Regions from separate parts of the Homo sapiens genome. Here region 1 is linked to region 2. Evidence: read pairs that join two places in POLR2A ChIA-PET (ENCODE). Cell type or tissue: IMR-90. All regions are shown on one strand. Each heading gives the region's core, and the rest is flanking DNA. Links, peaks and the distances in the headings are about the cores only. Region 1 has its middle 14 kb from the start of EPHX3. Region 2 has its middle 12 kb from the start of HACL2.

Region 1 (9,936 bases), core at 3,045-8,044, 81 kb after region 2:
GGCAGGAGAATCACTTGAGGCAGGAGAATCATCCCTGCAACCCAGGAGGCAGAGGTTGCAGTGAGCCGAGATCGCACCACTGCACTCCAGCCTGGGCAACAGAGCAAGACTCTATCTCAAGAAAAAAAGAAAAAGACCCCGCCGGGTGCAGTGGCTCAAGCCTGTAATCCCAGCACTTTGGGAGGCCGAGGTGGGCGGATCACAAGGTCAGGAGATTGAGACCATCCTGGTTAACATGGTGAAACCCCGACTCTACTAAAAATACAAAAGAAATTAGCCGGGTGTGGTGACGGGCGCCTGTAGTCTCAGCTACTTGGGAGGCTGAGGCAGGAGAATGGCGTGAACCTGGGAGGTGGAGCTTGCAGTGAGCAGAGATTGTGCCACTGCACTCCAGCCTGGGAGACAGAGCGAGACTCCATCTCAAAAAAAAAAAAAAAAGAAGAAGAAGAAAGACCCATCTACAAAGCACCCGCTCAGCCGAAGATGGGGTCTCAGCTGCGGGTTCCTGCCACTGCCCTCCAGCCACGGTGGTGGGACCCACCCAAGGTGTCCAGATCCCTAGGGGACTGGGCAGTCGGAGCAACCCTTCCCATGGCCTTGCAGCTGCGGCCGCACAGTTCCCAACATGGTGGGGGTGGGCTTGAGCCCCCTCCCCGGCCCCTGCTGGCTGCCTTGGCTGGGGACTGCATTTCTCCTCCATGAGCTCAGTCCCTGGGGACGCGGGACCTGGGGCCAGGCCAAGACACAGCTGCCGGCCCGCTGACCGGGAACCTGAGAATGTGCCCTTGGCTTCTCCTCTTGGGACTACAGTCCCGCCCTCTGCGCGGAAGCTGGGGCCAGGTTCTCGAGCCAGGCAGTGGGCTGTGGGAGCCTAGTGAGAACCAGCAGGAGTGAGGGCAATTGAGTGTGGGCCTTCGGCAAGTGTGGGGAGGCTGGACCCAGCCATGTCCCCTGGACACTGCTTCCCTGGGACACTCCGATGCTTGAAACTTCCATGGCTCCCCATTGCCTGAAGTGACACAATTCCTCCCCACCTCATCAGCTTCATCTCCCTGCCTCTCAGCCTTGTCAGCCTTTGCATGCAGAGTTCCCACTGGTAGGAAAATGCTTCTCATACTACAAAGGCTCCTTTCCCCTGGCTGCTCACTCTGAACCTCCAGCTCTTCTCACCTTCATTCAGTCATTCAACAAACATTTACTGGACACCTACTTGGTGCCAGGCCTTATTGTAGACAGAGGTGACCCAAGACAGAGCCAGTTCCTGCCCTGAGAAGGGAAGCAGACAAGAAACAAATAGGCAAACAAGAACCATCAAGGTTGAGTGCAGTGGCTCACGCCTGTAATCCCAGCACTTTGGGAGGCCAAGGAAGGAGGATCACTTGAGTCCAGGAGTTCAGAACCAGCCTGGTCAACATAGCGAGACCCCACCTGTCTCTTCAGAAGAAAAAAAAAAATTTTTTTTTGAGATAGAGTCTCGCTCTGTCACTAGGCTAGAGTGCAGTGGCACCATCTCCACTCACTGCAACCTCCACCTCCCGGATCCAAGTGATTCTCCTGCCTCAGCCTCCTGAGTAGCTGGGATTACAGGCATGCGCCACCACGTCTGGCTAGTTTTTTTTTTTTTTGTATTTTTAGTAGAGACAGGGTTTCACCATGTTGGTCACGCTGGTCTCGAACTCCTGAGCTCGTGATCCACCTGCCTCGGCCTCCCAAACTGCTGGGATTACAGGCATGAGCCACCATGCCTGGCCTAAGAAAATTTTTTAAATTAGCCAGGCATAGGTGGTGCATGCCTGTAGACCCATCTACTCCCGAGGCTAAGGCAGGAGGATCACTTGAGCCCAGAGTTTGAGGCTGCAGAGAGCTATGATTGTGCCATTGCACTTCAGCCTGGGCAAAAGAGCAAGACCCTGTCTTAAAAAAATAATAATAAAGAGGCTGGGTGTGATGGCTCATGCCTGTAATCCCAGCACTTTGGGAGGCTGAGTTGGGTGGATCACCTGAGGTCAGGAATTCGAGACCAGTCTGGGTCAACATGGTGAAACCTCATCTCTACTAAAAATACAAAAATTAGCCGAGCACGGTGGCAGGTGCCTGTAATCCCAGCTACTCAGGAGGCTGAGGCAGGAGAATTGCTTGAACCCGGGAGGCGGAGGTTGTCATGAGCTGAGATTGCACCACTGCACTCCAGCCTGGGTGACGGAGGGAGATTCCATCTCAAAAAAAAAAAAAGAAAGAAAAAAGAAAAGAAACCAAAACAGAGCCATTGAGACAAGATGGTTAAATGTGAGGGAGAGAGGGGGAAGTCACCTAAAGAAGGAGAGGAGCCAGCGAGGCAAACATCCAGGGCTAGGGTGTTCCAGACAGAGTGAACAGCAAGTGCAAAGGCCCAGAGGAGGAAGGAGAGGGTGGACGAGAGGAACAGCGAGGAAGCCTGGGTGCCTGGTGCTGAATGAGCAAAGGTGAGGAGGTCAGGGAAGCAGGTGGGGCTGACTCCCAAGGGGCCAGAGGGTCTGGGATTCTAGCCCAAGCACAGTGAAGCCACTGGAGGGTTTTAGCACAAGAAGCTGATCTGATTTAGTTTGCAAACAATCACTTTGGGTTTTTTTGGTTTTTTGGAGACAGAGTCTCACTCTGTCGCCCAGGCTGTAGTGCAGTGGTATGATCTCACCTCACTGCAACCTCTGCCTCCGGGTTCAAGTGATTCTCGTGCCTCAGCCTCCCGAGTAGCTGGGACTACAGGTGCACACCGCCATGCCCAGGTAATTTTTTTGTTTCTTTGAGACAGAATTTCACTCTTGTCACCCAGGCTGGAGTGCAATGGCGTGATCTCGACTCACTGCAACCTCCGCCTCCCGGGTTCAAGCTATTCTCCTGCCTCAGCCTCCCAAGTAGCTGGGATTACAGGCATGCACCACCACGCCCAGCTAATTTTGTATTTTTAGTAGAGATAGGGTTTCTCCATGTTGGTCAGGATAGTCTTGAACTCCCGACCTCAGGTGATCCACCCACCTCGGCCTCATAAAGTGCTTGGGATTACAGGCGTGAGCCACTGCACCCGCCATTTTTATTTATTTATTTTTATTTTTTCACGGAGTCTCACTCTGTTGCCCAAGCTGGAGTGCAATGGTGCCATCTCAGCTAACTGCAGCTTCCACCTCCTGGGTTCAAGCAATTCTCATGCCTCAGCCTCCCAAGTAGCTGGAATTACAGGCACCAGCCATCATGCCCAGCTAATTTTTTTATTTTTGTAAAGAACGGGTTTTACCATGTTGGTCGGGCTGGTCTTGGACTTCTGACCTCAGGTGATCGGCCCACCTCTGCCTCTCAAAGTGTTGGGATTACAGGCGTGAGTCACCGCCTCAGCCTTTTTTTTGTTTGTTTTTTTGGAGTTAGAGACAGGTTCTCTCTTTGTCACCCAGGTGGAGTGCAGTGGTGCAATTGTAGCTCACTGTAACCTCAAACTCCTGGGCTCAAGCGATCCTCCCCTCAGCCTCCTAAGAAGCTAGGACCTACAGACATGCACCACCATGCCCGGCTAATTTTTTTTTCTTTGTCTTTTTTTTTTTTTTTTTTTTTTTTTGAGACGGATTCTCGCTGTCGCCAGGCTGGAGTGCAGTGGCATGATCTCAGCTCACTGCAACCTCCGCCTCTCAGGTTCAAGCGATTCTCCTGCCTCAGCCTCCCCAGTAGCTGGGACTACAGATGCGTGCCACCACGCTTAGCTAATTTTTGTATTTTTAGTAGAGACGGGGTTTCACCATATTGGCCAGGATGGTCTTGATCTCTCGACCTCGTGATCTGCCCGCCTTGGCCTCCCAAAGTGCTGGGATTACAGGCGTGAGCCACTGCGCCCACCCTTTTTTTTTTTTTTTTTTTTCCTGTAGAGATACAGTCTTGAACTCTTGGCCTCAAGCAATCTTCCTGCCTCAGCCTCCTGAAGTGCGGGAATTACAGGCATGAGCCACCATGCCCAGCCTGGAATTCACTTCGATGGAGCGTCTGCAGCTCTGTGGCTCTGGGAAAGGGTAGAAGGGAGGCCATTCTCAACCCCTTCTGGGGGTGCTGGTTTCCCCACCCCAGAAGCTTCCATTGGGTCTGACGCCCTGTTCTCTGTCCTGTCTTCTCAGGCCCTGGGCTCCGGACCACAGCAACCTTCCATGCCCATGGCCTCACCCTGGATCTTATCTCCTCTTGCTCACCTCTGAACTGTGATATTCTGATGTCCCCTAACTCAGTGGCCTCCAACCTCTTTGGCACCAGGGACTGGTTTTGTGAAAGACAATTTTTCCACGGACCGGGGTAGGGGGTGGTTTCGGGATGATTCACGTGCATTACTTTTTTTATTTTTTACTTTTTTGAGGCGGAGTTTCGCTCTTGTTGCTCAGGCTGGAGTGCAGTGGCGTGATCTCGGCTCACCGCAACCTCCGACTCCCGGGTTCAAGCGATTATCCTGCCTCAGCCTGCCGAGTAGCTGGGATTACAGGCATGTGCCACCATGCCTGGCTAATTTTGTATTTTTAGTAGAGATGAGGTTTCTCCATGTTGGTCGGGCTGGTCTCAAACTCCTGACCTCAGGTTATCCTCCCACCTCGGCCTCCCAAAGTGCTGAGATTACAGGTGTGAGCCACCGTGCCTGGACACTGGACACTTTCTTTTTTTCTTTCTTTCTTTTTTTTTTTGAGATGGAGTCTCACTTTGTTGCCCAGGCTGAAGGGTAGTGGCACAATCTCGGCTGACTGCAACATCTGCCTCCCGAGTTCAAGCATTTCTCCTGCCTCAGCCTCCCGAGTAGCTGGGATTATATATGTGCACCACCACACCCAGCTAATTTTTGTATTTTTAGTAGAGACAGAGTTTCACCATGTTGGCCAGGCTGGTCTTGAGCCCCTGACCTCAGGTGATTCGCCCGCCTTGGCCTCCCAAAGTGCTGGGATTAGAGGCGTAAGCCACCGTGCTCGGCCTACATTTTAATTTTTATTTATGTATTTGAGACAGAGTCTCGCTCTGTCACCCAGGCTGGAATGCAGTGGTGTGATCTCGGCTCACTGCAACCTCTGCCTCTTGGGTTCAAGTGATTCTTGTGCCTCAGCCTCCTGATTAGCTGGGATTACAGGTGTGCGCCACTACACCCACCTAGTTTTTGTATTTTCAGTAGACAGGGTTTCATCATGTTGGCCAGGCTGGTCTCTAACACATGGTCTCAAGTGATCCATCCACCTCAGCCTCCCAAAGTTGTGGGATTACAGGCATGAGCCACCGCGACCAGCCTCAAACGCATAAGATTTATTGTGCACTTTATTTCTATTATTATTACATTGTACTATATGATGAAATAATGATACAACCGTAATGTAGCAACAGTGGGAGCCCTGAGCTTGTTTTCCTGCAACTAGACGGTCCCATCTGAGGGTTATGTGAGACAGTGACAGATCATCAGGCATTAGATACTCATAAAGAGCATGCAGTCTAGATCCCTCACATGCGCGGTTCACAGTAGGGTTTGCACTCCTATGAGACTCTAATGCTGCTGCTTATCTGACAGGAGGCAGAGCTCAGGTGGTAATTTGCGGAGGGGGAGGGGCTGTAAATACAGATGGAGCCTCGCTGGCTCTCCCGCCACTCAGCTTCTGCTGTATGGCCCTGTTTCTCTGTGGCCTGAGGTTTGAGGACCCCTGCCCTTACTGCTCCCTGACCCCAGAAGTTTGTCCTCCTTCCTGTAGGGGTGACACTTGTCCCCACTGTCCCAACTACCTTCCCTCCTACTTGAGAGAAGGGGACCTCCTCCCCTAGGCTTTCATTACCTCCTTCCTTAGCCATAGGCTGAAATCTCTTCCATGATGAAGTAAAAATCTGGCCAGGTGCAGTGGCCCACACCTGTAATCCCAGCACTTTGGGAGGCCGAGGAGGGCAGATCACTTGAGGTCAGGAGTTTGAGACCAACCTGGCCAACATGGTGAAACCCTATCTGTACTAAAAATAAAAAAATTGGCCAGGCATGGTGGTTCATGTCTCTAACGTCAGCAATTTGCAAGGCGGGCAGATCGCCTGAGTTCAGGAGTTCGAGAGCAGCCTGGCCAACATGGTGAAACCCCCTCTCAACTAAAAATACAAAAATTAGCCAGGTGTGGTGGCGGGCACCTGTAATCCCAGCTACTAGGGAGGCTGAGGCAGGAGAACCGCTTGAACTCGGGAGGCGGAGGTTGCAGTGAGCCAAGATTGTGCCACTGCACTCCAGCCTGGGTGACAGAGCAAGACTCCGTCTCAATAAACAACAAACAAACAAACAAAAATTAGCTGGAGGTGATAGTGTGAGCCTGTAGTCCCAGCTACGCAGGAGGCTGAAGCAGGAGAACCACTTGAACCCAGGAAGGCAGAGGTTATAGTGAGCTTAGATCTCACCACTGCACTCCAGCCCGGGTGACAGAGTGAGACTCCATCTTACAAAAAATTAAATAGGCAGGGCCTGGTGGCTCACATCTGTAATCCCAGCACTTTGGGAGGCCAAGGTGGGCAGATTGTCTGGTGGCTCACATCTGTAATCCTAGCACTTTGGGAGGCCAAGGTGGGCAGATTGCTGAGCTCAGGAGTTCAAGACCAGCCTGGGCAACGTGGTGAAACCCTGTCTCTACTGAAATACAAAAAATTAGCCGGGCGTGGCAGCGTGAGCCTGTAATCCCAGCTACTCAGGAGGCTGAGGCAGTAGAATCACTTGAACCTGGGAGTTGGAGGTTGCAGTGAGCCGAGATTGTGCCGCTGCACTCCAGCCTGGAAGACAGAGCGAGACTCCATCTCAAAAAAATAAAAAAATACAAGAAATAAATAAATACTAAAGTAAAATCCACAGCAAATGCTCATCCCACATCTGCCCGGCCCCAGCTCTGGTCGCCTCTCCCTGCTTTGCACCTCCCCAGACCCCTGGCTCCACCTCTCCCTTCTCCACTCCACTCTGTGCATTCTACAGATGTTCTTGTCCTCCAGTTTCCGGTGGGTTTGGACAACTGGAGGCACTAGCAGAAGATGTAGGGCGGGCTTGGTGGCTCATGCTTGTAATCCCAGCACTTTGGGAGGCCGAGGTGGGCGGATCACTTGAGGTCAGGAGTTCGAGACCAGCCTGGCCAACATGGTGAAACCCCGTCTCTACTAAAAATACAAAAATTAGCCGGGCGTGGTGGTGGGTGCCTGTAATTCCAGCTACTTGGGAGGCTAAGGCAGGAGAATCACTTGAACCTGGGAGGCAGAGGTTGCAGTGAGCTGAAATCACGTCACTGCACTCCAGCCTGGGCAACAAGAGCGACACCCCATCTCAAAAAAAAAAAAAAGAAGAAAAAGAAAAAGAAAAAAAAAGATGTCAGAGGAAAGTGAATTGGGGACACTAATCCTCCCGGATCCCTCCCTGCGGGGTCGCCTCAACTTGGCTGTGTCCATCATCCACACGACTCTCTCCCTAGGCTCTGCTAACATCCTTCCCCTTGCCCCATCGGGAGCATCCAGAAATGATAAAGGATCTCCAAGGGTGCTTGCCCTGGCTGCCTCAGCAACTCCTGTTGGTTTCCCCAAACTCTGCCCACACCACTGTGTATAGTCCTTGCAGCAAACCTGCCTCAAATTTCCCGGTTTGTAATTTTTTTTTTTTTTAATTTTTAGAGACTGGGTCTCACTGTGTTGCCCAGGCTGGTGTCGAACTCCTAAACTCAAACGATTATCTCTCCTCAGCCTCCCAAAGCTCTGGGATTACAGGAGTGAGCCCGGGTGCCTGACCGCATTACTCTGTTTGAATGTGTTCAGTTGTTTTTCCCCAAGCCTCCAATATTTCCTTGCCCCTCCCTGCTTAACCTCATTCAGAGCAGCCAAGCCCTCTGCCTTCAGTCTCACTCCTGGCTTTCCTCCCTCATAACTTGGAGATTTGTATAGCTCTCACTTGATTATCTCAGAGGTTGTTTTTGTTTTATTTTGTTTTGTTTTGTTTTAGGGTTTTTTGTTTTTTGTTTGAGACAAGGTCTCGCTCTGTCTCCCAGGCTGGAGTGCAGTGGCACGATCTCAGCTCACGGCAACCTCCACCTCCCAGGTTCAAGCAATTCTCAAGCCTCAGTTTCCTGAGTAGCTGGGACTACAGGGACCCGCTACCACGCCCAGCTAAGTGTTTTTTTTTTTTTAAGTAGAGACGGAGTTTCACCATGTTGGCCAGGCTGGTCTTGAACTCTGGCCTCAAGTGATCTGCTCACCTTGGCCTCCCAAAGTGCTGGGATTACACGAGTGAGCCACTACGCCCGGCCTGGGTTTTTGTTTGTTTGTTTTTAAGACACGGTCTTGCTCTGTCTCCAGGCTGGAGTGCAGTGGCATGATCACAGCTCATTGTAGTCTTGACCTCACAAGCTCAAGCGATCCTCCCATCTCAGCCTCCTGAGGAGCTAGGACTACAGGCACACGCCTCCATGCCCAGCAGTTAAATTTTTTTTTTTTTTTTTAAGAGACAAGGGGTCTTGCAATGTTTCCAAGGCTGGTCTCAAAACTCTTGGTCTGCCGTGATCCTCCTTCCTCGGCCTCCCAAAGTGCTGGGATTGAAGGCATGAACCACCACGCTTGTCTCTCAGCAGCTTGTGACGCCAGGAACTACATCCCTATTCCTTGACGCTCCTCCCTCCTCCATTGCTGGGGCATCACTTTTGCCTGGTTCACCTCCTACCTTTTTTTTTTTTTTTTTTTTTGAGATGGAGTCTAGCTCTGTCATCCAGGCTGTAGTGCAGTGGTGTGATCTTGGCTCACTATAACCTCCACCTCCCGGGTTCAAGCGATTCTCCTGCCTCAGCCTCCCGAGTAGCTGGGATTACAGGCGCCCACCACCACGCCTGGCTAATATTTGTATTTTTAGTAGAGACGGGGTTTCGCTGTGCTGGACAGGCTTGTCTCAAACTCCTGACTTCGTGTTCCTCCCGCCTCGGCCTCCCAAAGTGCTGGGATTACAGGTGTGAGCCACTGTGCCTAGACTTTTTTTTTGAGATGGAGTCTCCCTCTCTCGCCCAGGCTGGAGTGCAGTGGCATGATCTTGGCTCACTGCAACCTCTGCCTCCCGGGTTCAAGTGATTCTCCTGCCTCAGCCTCCCGAGTAGCTGGGACTACAGGCATGTGCCACCATGCCCGGCTAATTTTTTGTAATTTTGGTAGAGGTGGGGTTTCACCATGTTAGCCAGGACGGTCTCGATCTCCTGACCTTGTGATCTGCCCGCCTCGGCCTCCCAAAGTGCTGGGATTACAGGCGTGAGCCACCGTGCCTGGCCTCACCTCCTACCTTTGTGGCCTCTCTCCTCTGCCTGTCTCTGAGGTGTTGGGGGTCCTCAGGGTTCAGTCTCCAGTCTTGTTCTCCATTCTGCTCTAGGGAGACTTCACCCTCGCTCCCAGCTTAAGAGCCTCTCTGCCCCACAATACACCGATGCTTGCTGGGCTATTTTTGTCTTTAGCCCATAACATGCTTCTAAGTCCCTACCCCGGGATCCAGCGCCGTCAGACTGAATATATCCCAAACCTGCCTCTGTACCTTCTCAGCGTATCTGCTCCTCTTCCAGTGCCTGGACTTGAGTCTCGTTCTCCACTGCCTGGACCACGCCCATCCTCCTCTGAGGCCTTCCCGTCCTCTGGTCCGGCCTTCTCACCATCCCCCAAGTAACATTCCAGACACACGGATCTGTCCGAGACCCTCCCCTGCTGGCATGTGAAGCCTTTTATAGTCTCACGTCTTCCTAGCCCAAACTTTCCTCCCAGTCTCACGGAAATGCTAAATCATCCCGGCGTGGGAGGCTTCTGTGGGTCGGGGCGCAGCTTTGCAAGGTTCAGCTCCAAGACTGCTTCCTCCAGGGAGCCTTCCCTCCCTTCCCCCAGGTAAGTGCTCCTCCCCAGTTGCTCATTCCACCAGGGCCTGATCACACCCTGCTGGCAGTG
Region 2 (9,936 bases), core at 2,170-7,169:
TGGCGTGCGCCTGTAGTCCCAGCTACTCAGGAGACTGAGGCACGAGAATCACTTGAACCTGGGAGGCGGAGGTTAAAGTGAGCTGAGATCATGCCACTGCACTCCAGCCTGAGCGACACAGCAAGACCCTTGTCTCAAAAAAAAGTATGATTGGAGCTAAAGAAGCAACTTTGGACTCAGACATGGAAGCTATGATTTAAGGAAAGCACTTTACCAGCCCTAAACTACCCACCTCCAGACCTGTACATGAGCAAGATATAACTTCTATCCAGGTTAAACTACTCTATTTTAGGTTCTCGTTGTTACAGCAGCTCATACTGTACAATAATTTAAAAGTTAGCACCAAGAGTGGGGTTTTGCCCTAATAAGTACCAGATGTGGGGTTTTGCCCTACTAAGAACCAGAACTGGGGTTCTGCTGTAGTAAAAACCTGAACTGTAAGGCATTAACTTGACCATCAGACAGCAGGTCATGAAGACACAGATACAAGGTGAGGATCTGGTGATCTATGTTACATTATGGCAGACCACTAGGTAAAACTGTGATGTCTTGAATGACAGAGCAGGCACCGATGGAGTCTCCAAGCTTTGGAGATGTCATTGGAAGAACCCAGACTATTTGTGTGTGTGTGTGTGTGTGTGTGTGTGTGTGTGTGTGTGTGTGTGTGTTGACTACTTCTGGCTACTATTAATAAAGAGAGAGATATGTACTGTAGAAGTGGAGATGGAAAGGAATAGAATTGTATCAGTGAGGCCGGGTGTGGTGCCTCACGCCTGTAATCCCAGCACTTTGGGACGCCAAGGTGGGCGGATTGCCTGAGCTCAGGAGTTCGAGACCAGCCTAGGAAACACTGTGAAACACTGTCTCTACTAAAATACAAAAAATTAGCCAGGCATGGCAGTGGGCGCCTGTAGTGCCAGCTACTCAGGAGGCTGAGGCAGGAGAATCGCTTGAACCTGGGAGGCGGAAGTTGCAGTGAGCTGAGATCGCGCCACTGCACTCCAGCCTGAGCGAGAGAGCGAGACTCTGTCTCCAAAAAAAAAAAAAAAAAAAAAAGAATTATATCAAGGGAGGCTCTTTCTCCATGCAGGCTACAGTTGAAATGAACTGACGGTGGTGATTCAGGGCCTCACAGGGCTTCAAAGCAAAACACCTCCTGCACCCATAAAATGAAGCATCCATGCAAGATGGCTCTGATGAGGCAACGGGTTCTCAGCAGCTTCCCACTTGGAAGTCTCTTCTAGACTGTGAGAGTCAGCCCAGGAGCAAGAGTACTGCCTCCCCTCTCAACTCTGCCTTTCAAAAAGCTAAGAGTAGCTGTCACTAACATGAGAGAATATCCCCGGGCGCGGTGGCTCATGCCTGTAATCCCAGCACTTTGGGAGGCCGAAGCGGGCGGATCACGAGGTCAGGAGATCGAGACCATCCTGGCCAACATGTTGAAACCCCGTCTCTACTAAAAATACAAAAATTAGCTGGGTGTGGTGGCACGTGCCTGTAATCCTAGCTACTCGGGAGGCTGAGGCAAGAGAATGGCTTGAACCTGGGTGGTGAAGGTTGCGGTGAGCCGAGATCATGCCATTGCACTCCAGCCTGGGCAACAAAAGCGAAACTCCATCTCAAAAAAAAAAAAAAAAAAAGAAAGAAAGAAAATAAAAAAAGATAAGAGAGTACCAAGGTCCAGGCATAGAGGCTAGGAAATAAAGGAGGACAGAGTTAAGGTTTAAGAACTATGCCAGAGAAGATATTGATAATTGGCTCTCGCTCCTTGCATATGGGCCTGCCTGGAGACAAGAGGATGGAAAGTCTACTAAATTTTTGAGATCTGCATTGTCAAAGAAACTATATAAGTCTGGACTGCTTTGGCACAGTCTTTTGACTGTGATTATTTGACATTAAAAAGAAAATCTTGGTGGGGAGCAATGGCTCATGCCTGTAATCCTAGCACTTTGGGAGGCTGAGGCGGGTGGATTACTTGAGATCAGGAGTTCAAGACCAGCCTGGCCGAGTAGTGAAAACCCATCTCTGCTAAAAATACAAAAACTAGCCTGGCGTGATGGCGCATGCCTATAATCCCAGCTACTTGGGAGGCTGAGGCAGGAGAATCACTTGAACCCGGAAGGCAGAGATTGCGGTGAGCCACGATTGTGCCCCTGCACTCCAGCCTGGGTTACAGATGGAGACTCCATCTCAGAAAAATAAAATAAAATAAAATAAAATAAAATAAAAAAATCTTGGCCAGGAGCAATGGCTCATGCCTGTAATCCCAGCACTTTGGGAAGCCAAGGCAGGGGAATCAATTGAGCCCAGGAGTTTGAGAACTGGCCTAGGCAAAAAAGTGAGACCCAATCTCTGCAAAAAATTAAAAAAATTAGCCGAGCATGGGGTTGCATGCCTGTGGTCCCAGATACATGGGAGGCAGAGGTAGGAGGATCCCTTGAGCCCACAAGGTTGAGGCTGCAGTGAGCCATATTCACATCACTGCAGTCCAGCCTAAGTGACAGAGAAAGACCCTGTCTCAAAAAAAAATCTGTATCATGAACCCCCTCAAAATTGTACCAGCAAGAAACGAGAAAACTTCAGAAATGGCTTTGGGGCATAGAAGACAATGAAGGGCCCCACTAGCGGGCAAAACCAAGGACCATGGAGGACAATGGACAAACAACTTACTCTCTGGCAAGGCTGCCCTTCAAGGAGTCTTCACAATTTCTGCCTGATAAAATTTGCATTTGTTTTGTTTTGTTTTTTACAGACTGGGTCTTTCTCTGTCGCCCAGGCTGGAGTACAGTGGCACGATCATAGCTCACTGCAGTCTCAATCTCCTGGGCCCAAGCAATCCTCCCATCTCAGCCTTCTGAGTAGCTGGGACCACAGGCACATGCCACCACACCCAGATAATGTTTTGTTTTTTTGTAGAGATGGGGTCTCACTATGTTGCCCAGGCTGGTCTCAAACTCGTGGCCTCAAGCAATCCTCCAACCTCGGTTTCCCAGAGTGCTGGGATTACAAGCATGAACCACTGCACACCTAGTTAATTTCTGCATAATGAAAATTTCATATTGCGGTTCATTGACTTTTGTGTGTTTCCCACGCTTCCATTGAAGTGGAGGTTTTTTATTGTTTGGGAAATTGGGGGCAGAGGTGTTTGTTTGTTTGTTTGTTTGTTTGTTTGACTATGGTTTTACCACTTATACTGCATGTAGACTAGAGGGAGCTTTTTAAGTTTGTAGGCCACCAGACCATGAGAAACCATACCAGAGCTCAATGGAGGAATGTTATATTTCAAACCAGACCAGCGAGTGGATGAGTCATTAGGCTATGTCTCTTGGATAGGGATGGTCTGTGTATGAGAAGAAGGAGGTGCATGTACACTGTATGCAGTGGCACCAGTTCATCTAGCTCTGCCTGTTTAGGGAGGTGATTTAGATATTTCAGAACCAAGATATCTACAAGACAAATAAACTCTTCTCTTGCCAACTCAATGTTGCTAACTGGCTGCATTTCATTGCATATCTCTTTTAACTTAATTTCTATTTTTAATTGTGGCAAAATACACACAACATAAACACTACCAGTAGAGTCATTTTTAAGTCTACAGCTCAATGGCATTACGTACATTCACACTGTTGTGTAACCATGACCACCACTCATTATCAGGACTTTTCCATCTTGCAAAAGTGAAACTCCATACCCATTAAACACTCACTCTCCATTCTCATCTCCCTTAGGCCATGACAGCTAGTGTTCTACTTTCTGTCTCTATGAATTTGAATGCTCTGGGTACCTCACAGAAGTTGAATTATCTGGGTACCTCATAGAAGTAGAATTATACAGTACTTCTTATTTTGTTATTGGCTTATCTCACTTAGCATACTATCCTCCAGGCTCATCCATGTTGTGTCAGAATTTCCTTCTTCTTAAGAATGAATAATATTCTGTTGTATGGTGGTATGTGCTATACCATGTTTTGTTTATTCATCCATCCACTGAAGGGCACTTGTGTTGCTTCCAACTTTTTTGGCTATTGTGAATAATGTTGCTCTGAATATGGGTGTGCAAATATCTCTTCAAGATCTTGCTTTCAGGCTTTTTGGATTACACCCAGAAGTAGAATTGCTAGATCATATGCTGAATCTATTTTTAACTTTTTGAGGAACCACCTGTATTAGTCTGTTCTCACACTATTAATAAAGATATACCTGAGACTGGGAAGAAAAAGAGCATTAATTGGACTTACAGTTCCAATGGCTTGGGGAGGTCTCAGAATCACGACAGGAGGCAAAAGGCACTTCTTACATGGCAGCGGCAAGAGAAAATGAGGAAGACACAAAAGTAGAAACCCCTGATAAAACCCCGTTTTTACTAAAAATACAAAAATTATCTAGGTGTGGTGGCACACACCTGTAATCCCAGCTACTCGGGAGGCTGAGGCAGGAGAATCACTTGAACCAGGAGGTGGCGGTTGCAGTGAGCTGAGATTGCGGCACTGCACTCTAGCATGAGTGACAGAGTGAGACTCCATTAAAAAAAAAAAACCCACACAGGTTTAGAATCTCAAAGTGTCTATAGATCAGGAATCTTAGTTGGGGCACAGCTACTCACAGGCTGCAATCAAAAGGTTGGCCAGAGCTGCGGTCTTATCTGAAGGCACAAGTGAGTAAGGACCCTTTTTCTAGTTTATTTATGTGGTTTTAGCATGAATTCAGTTACTTGAAAACTGTTGGACTAAGGGCCACTGTTGCTCACTGGATGTTGGCTGTAGGCTACACTCAGTTTCTTGCCTCTCCAAATAGGCTGTTGGCTTCATCAAAGCCAGCAAGAGAGAGATTTTGCTGCCAAGAAGGATGCCAGGATCTTTGTAACACAATCATGGAAATGGCATCCACTCAACATTTTGATATTCTATTGGTCAGAAGCAAGTTACTCAAGAGGAGGAAATTATATGAGGTCATGAGTACCAGGAGGTGGGATCACTGGGAGCCATCTTAGAGGTTCCCTGCCATACTGTCTCCTCTTCTGTATTTTAGGGCTCCAGTGCCTGACCACTTGCTTCCCCAACTTCTAGCAACACCTTCTCCCCTTCTAGTACTAGAAAGGCATTCTCCTCCCATCATATCCTTATAGTAAGCTTTACCCTCTCTTGCCATGTGACCATGATGACAGAATCATTTCAGCGGAACGTGATTTATGGGAAAGTGGCAAGGATTTCAACAAACACATCTGTTTAGGCTGGGTGCAGTGGCACACCCCTGTAATCCCAGTGCTTTGGGAGGCCAAGGCAGGAGAATTACTTGAGCCCAAGAGTTCCAGATCAGCCTGGGCAACATAGTGAGATGCCATCTCTTTTTTAAAAAAAATTATCCAGGTGTTGTGTTGTGTGCCTGTAGTCCCAACTAACTACCCAGGAAGCTGAAGCAGGAGGAGTCCTTCAACCCAGAAGTTTGAAGCTGCAGCAAGCTATGAATGCACCACTGTACTCCAGCCTGGGTGACAGAGTGAGACGCTGTCTCTTAAAAAAAAAAAAAATCTGTTTAGAATTTTCAAAATAGTATCCTTGTGAGTCATATAATCATGTATATGTTTAAATACACAGAATGAGCAGCAGAAATGGAAAACAGAGATGCAAGGAGAAGCATTGAAAAGGCAAGGCACAGATGTCTACATGAAAAGTTAGAGTTATATGAGATAATGACTCAGTTTCCCCAGCATGATCAGAAGAGTATTGATGGGGAGAGTTTCCCTTAGGCCTGGCCTATTTTATTCTTAGGCAATTCTACTTGTAAGTGTATCAACTGGATTCAACAGGAAATGGAAGACACATTGCTTCTGGGTAATTTAGGGGAAGTTTTTCAAAGGGTCTGTTTGTAATGATGTGGGCAAAGTTAAGGGCTGGTGTGGCATCCCAGAGCTAGCAACACTGGGGAGCTGTTAACACTTATTAATGCCTGATGGTGCAAGGAAGAGAATGCTTACAGATGACCAGAAAAAGTGGCTGTGTGGAAGGGCCTATGGCCCCTAATAAAGAGAGCAGCCAACTACAGCAACCAAGCATCTGGTATCTCTATAGTCTCCCTGACATTTCTTTCCTTCTGACCTCCATCTCCTGACAATGCCTCCAATTGGCCAAACCCAACCAGAAACCAGAGGGTGCCAAGCCCATCAGTGTGGTCCATATAGGTTGGTCTCCCGAGACAACAAGCAAAGTAGACATTTTGGGACAAATAGAAAACACAGCACATAAAGCACAGCCCATATCATATTTTCTTGGAGAATTTTATGGTGTCAGCTTCATCACCTGTGTTCAGCAAACTTCCCTTTTCCTAATTCCACAAAGTATAAAGGTAGGTTATTGATTTAGGATCTTTCTTCTTTTTCAATGTAAGCATTCGCAGCTATGAATTGCCCTCTGAGCCCTGCTTTTGCTGCATCCTATAAGTTTTAGTGTGTTTTGTTTTCATTTTCATTCATCTCAATGTACTTTCCAATCTAACATAATTTCTTCTTTGACCTCCTGGTTAAGAGCATGTTGCTTAATGTCTGCATACTTGTAAAGTTTTCTTCTGTCACTGATTTCTTACTTTATTCCATTGTAGTCAAAGATACTTTGGATTATTTCAATCCAACACCAGCATCTAATTAAACAAAAGTTAATTACTAAAGCACAGTGAGACACCACTTTACATCTATTAGGATTGATATGATTTTTAAAAACACAAAATAGGCCAGGCACGGTGGTTCACGCCTATAATCCCAGCACTTTGGGAGGCCAAGATGGCCAGATCATGAGGTCAGGAGTTCGAGATGATCCTGGCCAACACAGTGAAACCCCGTCTCTACTAAAAATACAAAAATTAGCCGGGCATGGTGGCACGTGCCTGTAGTCTTGCTACTCAGGAGGCTGAGGCAGGAGAATCATTTGAGGTGGACCCTGCAGTGAGCCAAGATTGCACCACTGCACTCCAGCCTGGGCAACAAAGCGACACTCTGTCTCAAAGAAAAAAAACATTAAAAAAAACCTACTTCTTAGTGTGACAAAATAAAAGAATGCTGAGGACGGTGTCAGTCCAGATCAATGCTACTAGACACAACCTTCCACAGCCCACCCTCAAGGGGCTGCCTTAATGGCATCCTCCACTGGTGCACATCAGACACTGCAGACCACCGTGCATCGCAGCCAAGTCCAGGAAATGAAGACGAAAGAAAAAGCATCCATTCCTGAGCTTATGCCAAGTCTCAGGCACTATTAGTTGACAAAGCCTATCTCATTTAAGGCATGGGAGTGAACCCTGTTTACCAGATGGGACAACTGAGTCTGTGGAGGTACACATGCTAATAAAAACCCTAGAGTGGCTGGGCTCAGTGGCTCACATCTGTAATCCCAGCATTTAGGGAAGCCAAGACAGGAGGCTTACTTGGGGCCAAGAGTCTGAGATCAGCCTGGGCAACAGAGTGAGACCCTATCTGTACAAAATCAGAATTTTAAAAATTAATTGGGCACGGTGGTGAACACCTGTAGTCCCAGCCATGTGGGAGGCTGAGGAGGGAGGATCACTTAAGCCCAGGAGTTGGAGGCTGCAGTCAGTCATCATTGCACCACTGCACTCCAGCCTTGGCAACAGAGCAAGACCCTGTCTCCGAAAGGAAAAAAAAAAACAAAAAACTAAAATAGCCTGAAACGTAGAGCAGGTTTTTGTTTGTTTGTTTGTTTCTGTTTTGTTTTGAGATGGAGTTTCGCTCTTGTCTCCCAGGCTGGAGTGCAATGGGGTGATCTCGGCTCACTGCAACCTCCACCTCCTGAGTTCAAGCAATTCTCCTGCCTCAGCCTCCGCAGTAGCTGGAATTGCAGGCCTGCATCATCACGCCCGGCTAATTTTTGTATTTTTATCAGAGACGGTGTTTCACCACATTTGCCAGGTTGGTCTCCAACTCCTGACCTCAGGTAATCTGCCCGCCTTGGCCTCCCAAAGTGCTGGGATTACAGGTGTGAGCCACCGTGCCCAGCCAAGCAGATTCTTATTTAAAAACCCCACGGCTCCACGCCAGGGTCCTCCTCAGAGCCACTCTCACCTCCTTGTTCCACAGAGTGCACACCACAGGGTTCAGCAGTGGCATCACCACCGTGTAGAACACAGCCACCAAGCGGTCCTGGTCGGGGTTGGCCCCGGACTCCGGACGCAAGTAGATGATGGAGGCGCAGTCAAAATGTACTACGACCACGGTGACGTGGGCCACACAGGTGGAGAAGGCCTTGCGCCGGCCGGCTGCCAAGGAAATCCTCACGATGGCAGCCACGATGAAGGCATAGGAGAAGAGGATCGGGACGAAGGACATCAGCACCACCAGGACGCTCAGGAAAAAGATGCCCAGCGCCTTGCTGGCACTCTTGGCGCAGCTGAGCTTCAGCACCGGGGCGATGTCACAGAAGAAGTGCTCCACGTGGTCTCCGCCGCAAAAGGGCGATGAGAAGATCATGCTGGTCTCGATCAAGGCCACCGAGAACCCAGAGCAGAAAACCAGGGCTCCCAGGCAGAGGCAAACGGTGGGTCTCATGACCATAGAGTAGCGCAGGGGGTGGCAGATGGCCACATAGCGGTCATAACCCATCAGGGTAAGGAGGAAGCAGTGGCTGCATCCCAGACCCAGGAAGAAAAACATCTGAGCCTGACAGCCAGGGATGGAGATGGCCTGGTCTCCATCAGCAGATGAGCCAGCATGCTGGGGATGGTGACCAGCGTGTATAGCAGGTCTCCGAGAGGGACAGCACCACCAGGAAGTGGTACATGGGAGTGTGGCGGGACCTATCCGCATGGGTGATGGTGATGATGGTGACGTTGCCACCGAGGGTGACCAGGTAGGTAAGGAAGAACAGGGTGAAGAGTGTGTTCCTCAGGTGTGGGAGGTTGGAGAATCCCATCATCAGGAATTCTGTCACCAGACAGGTCCCATTTTCCTGCTGCTTGTAAAGAGACAGAGAGGAGGCAACAGAATAGGTAAAATAGAGTGATTAATAAGGGTCTGCGATGCATCAGGTAGCAGTGTGGAAAGAAAATCATTTCTGGCCAGGCACGGTGGCACACGCCTGTAATCCCAGCACTTTGGGAGGCCAAGGCGGGTGGATCACCCGAGGTCAGGAGTTCGAGACCAGCCTGGCCAACATGGCGGAACCCCGTCTCTACTAAAAATACAAAAAATGTAGCTGGGCGTATTGGTATGCATCTGTAATCCCAGCTACTTGGGAGGTTGAGGCGGGAGAATCACTCGAACCCAGGAGGCGGAGGTTGTAGTGAGCTGAGATCACGCCACTGCACTCCAGCCTGGGGGACTGAGTGAAACTCCATCTCAGAAAAATAATAATAATAATTCCTGTTTTGCAAAAACTGAAAGGGGTACTCAGAAACAATAAGCCCTTTGTTTTCCTAAGAGTCACACAACTAGCAAGTGACTCTTCCACAGATAAGAAAATCAGAGGAATGTATGAGAAAATGATATTTGGTGTGTGGAAGGAAGATGGTAAGTTTGAATTTCTCTAGAAACAGATGCTTGATAAGAATTCAAGAGAAATATTTTATATAAAAGATGATTTCAAGTGACATACATAGGGAAGTAGGACGTGAAACAAGGAAGGTAGATAACCAATACAATGTACATCACCAAGGAAGGTACTGCCGTGGGCCACTGGAATTTAATCTTATGTGCAGAACCGTGGGACGTGTCCAGGAATATACACTTCTATGTTTTTTTACCCAAGGTATGAGGGAGCTTGGGGATATATCCACTCAGTCCCATTAGCCACTGATTGAAGATTTCTCTCAGGAGGCATTAAAGTGCCAGCACATGCCGCTTGCCATGTGTACAGAAAATTCAAAGTCTGGCTCAGCAAGAAAAATAGGAGCAACGGGGATGTAGGTGAGAATTTTACAGGGTCTGCTATAGTCC

What was found. Peaks named below come from ENCODE experiments on the same cell type or tissue, not always from the same donor. Only the 100,000 strongest peaks of a DNase experiment are listed, where the experiment ranks them.
Region 1: POLR2A ChIA-PET joins it to region 2 with 6 read pairs; 7 of 35 experiments call an interaction of 5 or more read pairs at or near these places.

What each region holds. Positions count from the first base shown.
Region 1 is chr19:15,213,184-15,223,119 of GRCh38, forward strand. No RefSeq gene overlaps it. Among named protein-coding and RNA genes, the nearest start is that of EPHX3, 14 kb to the right of the region's middle. RefSeq lists an enhancer at 9,327-9,936. In IMR-90, for the core only: no CTCF peak of the experiment used is centred there; no DNase peak of the experiment used is centred there.
Region 2 is chr19:15,133,092-15,143,027 of GRCh38, forward strand. It overlaps the pseudogene OR10B1P. Among named protein-coding and RNA genes, the nearest start is that of HACL2, 12 kb to the left of the region's middle. In IMR-90, for the core only: no CTCF peak of the experiment used is centred there; DNase peaks (open chromatin) are centred at 3,340, 3,610 and 4,890; H3K27ac peaks cover 1,868 bases.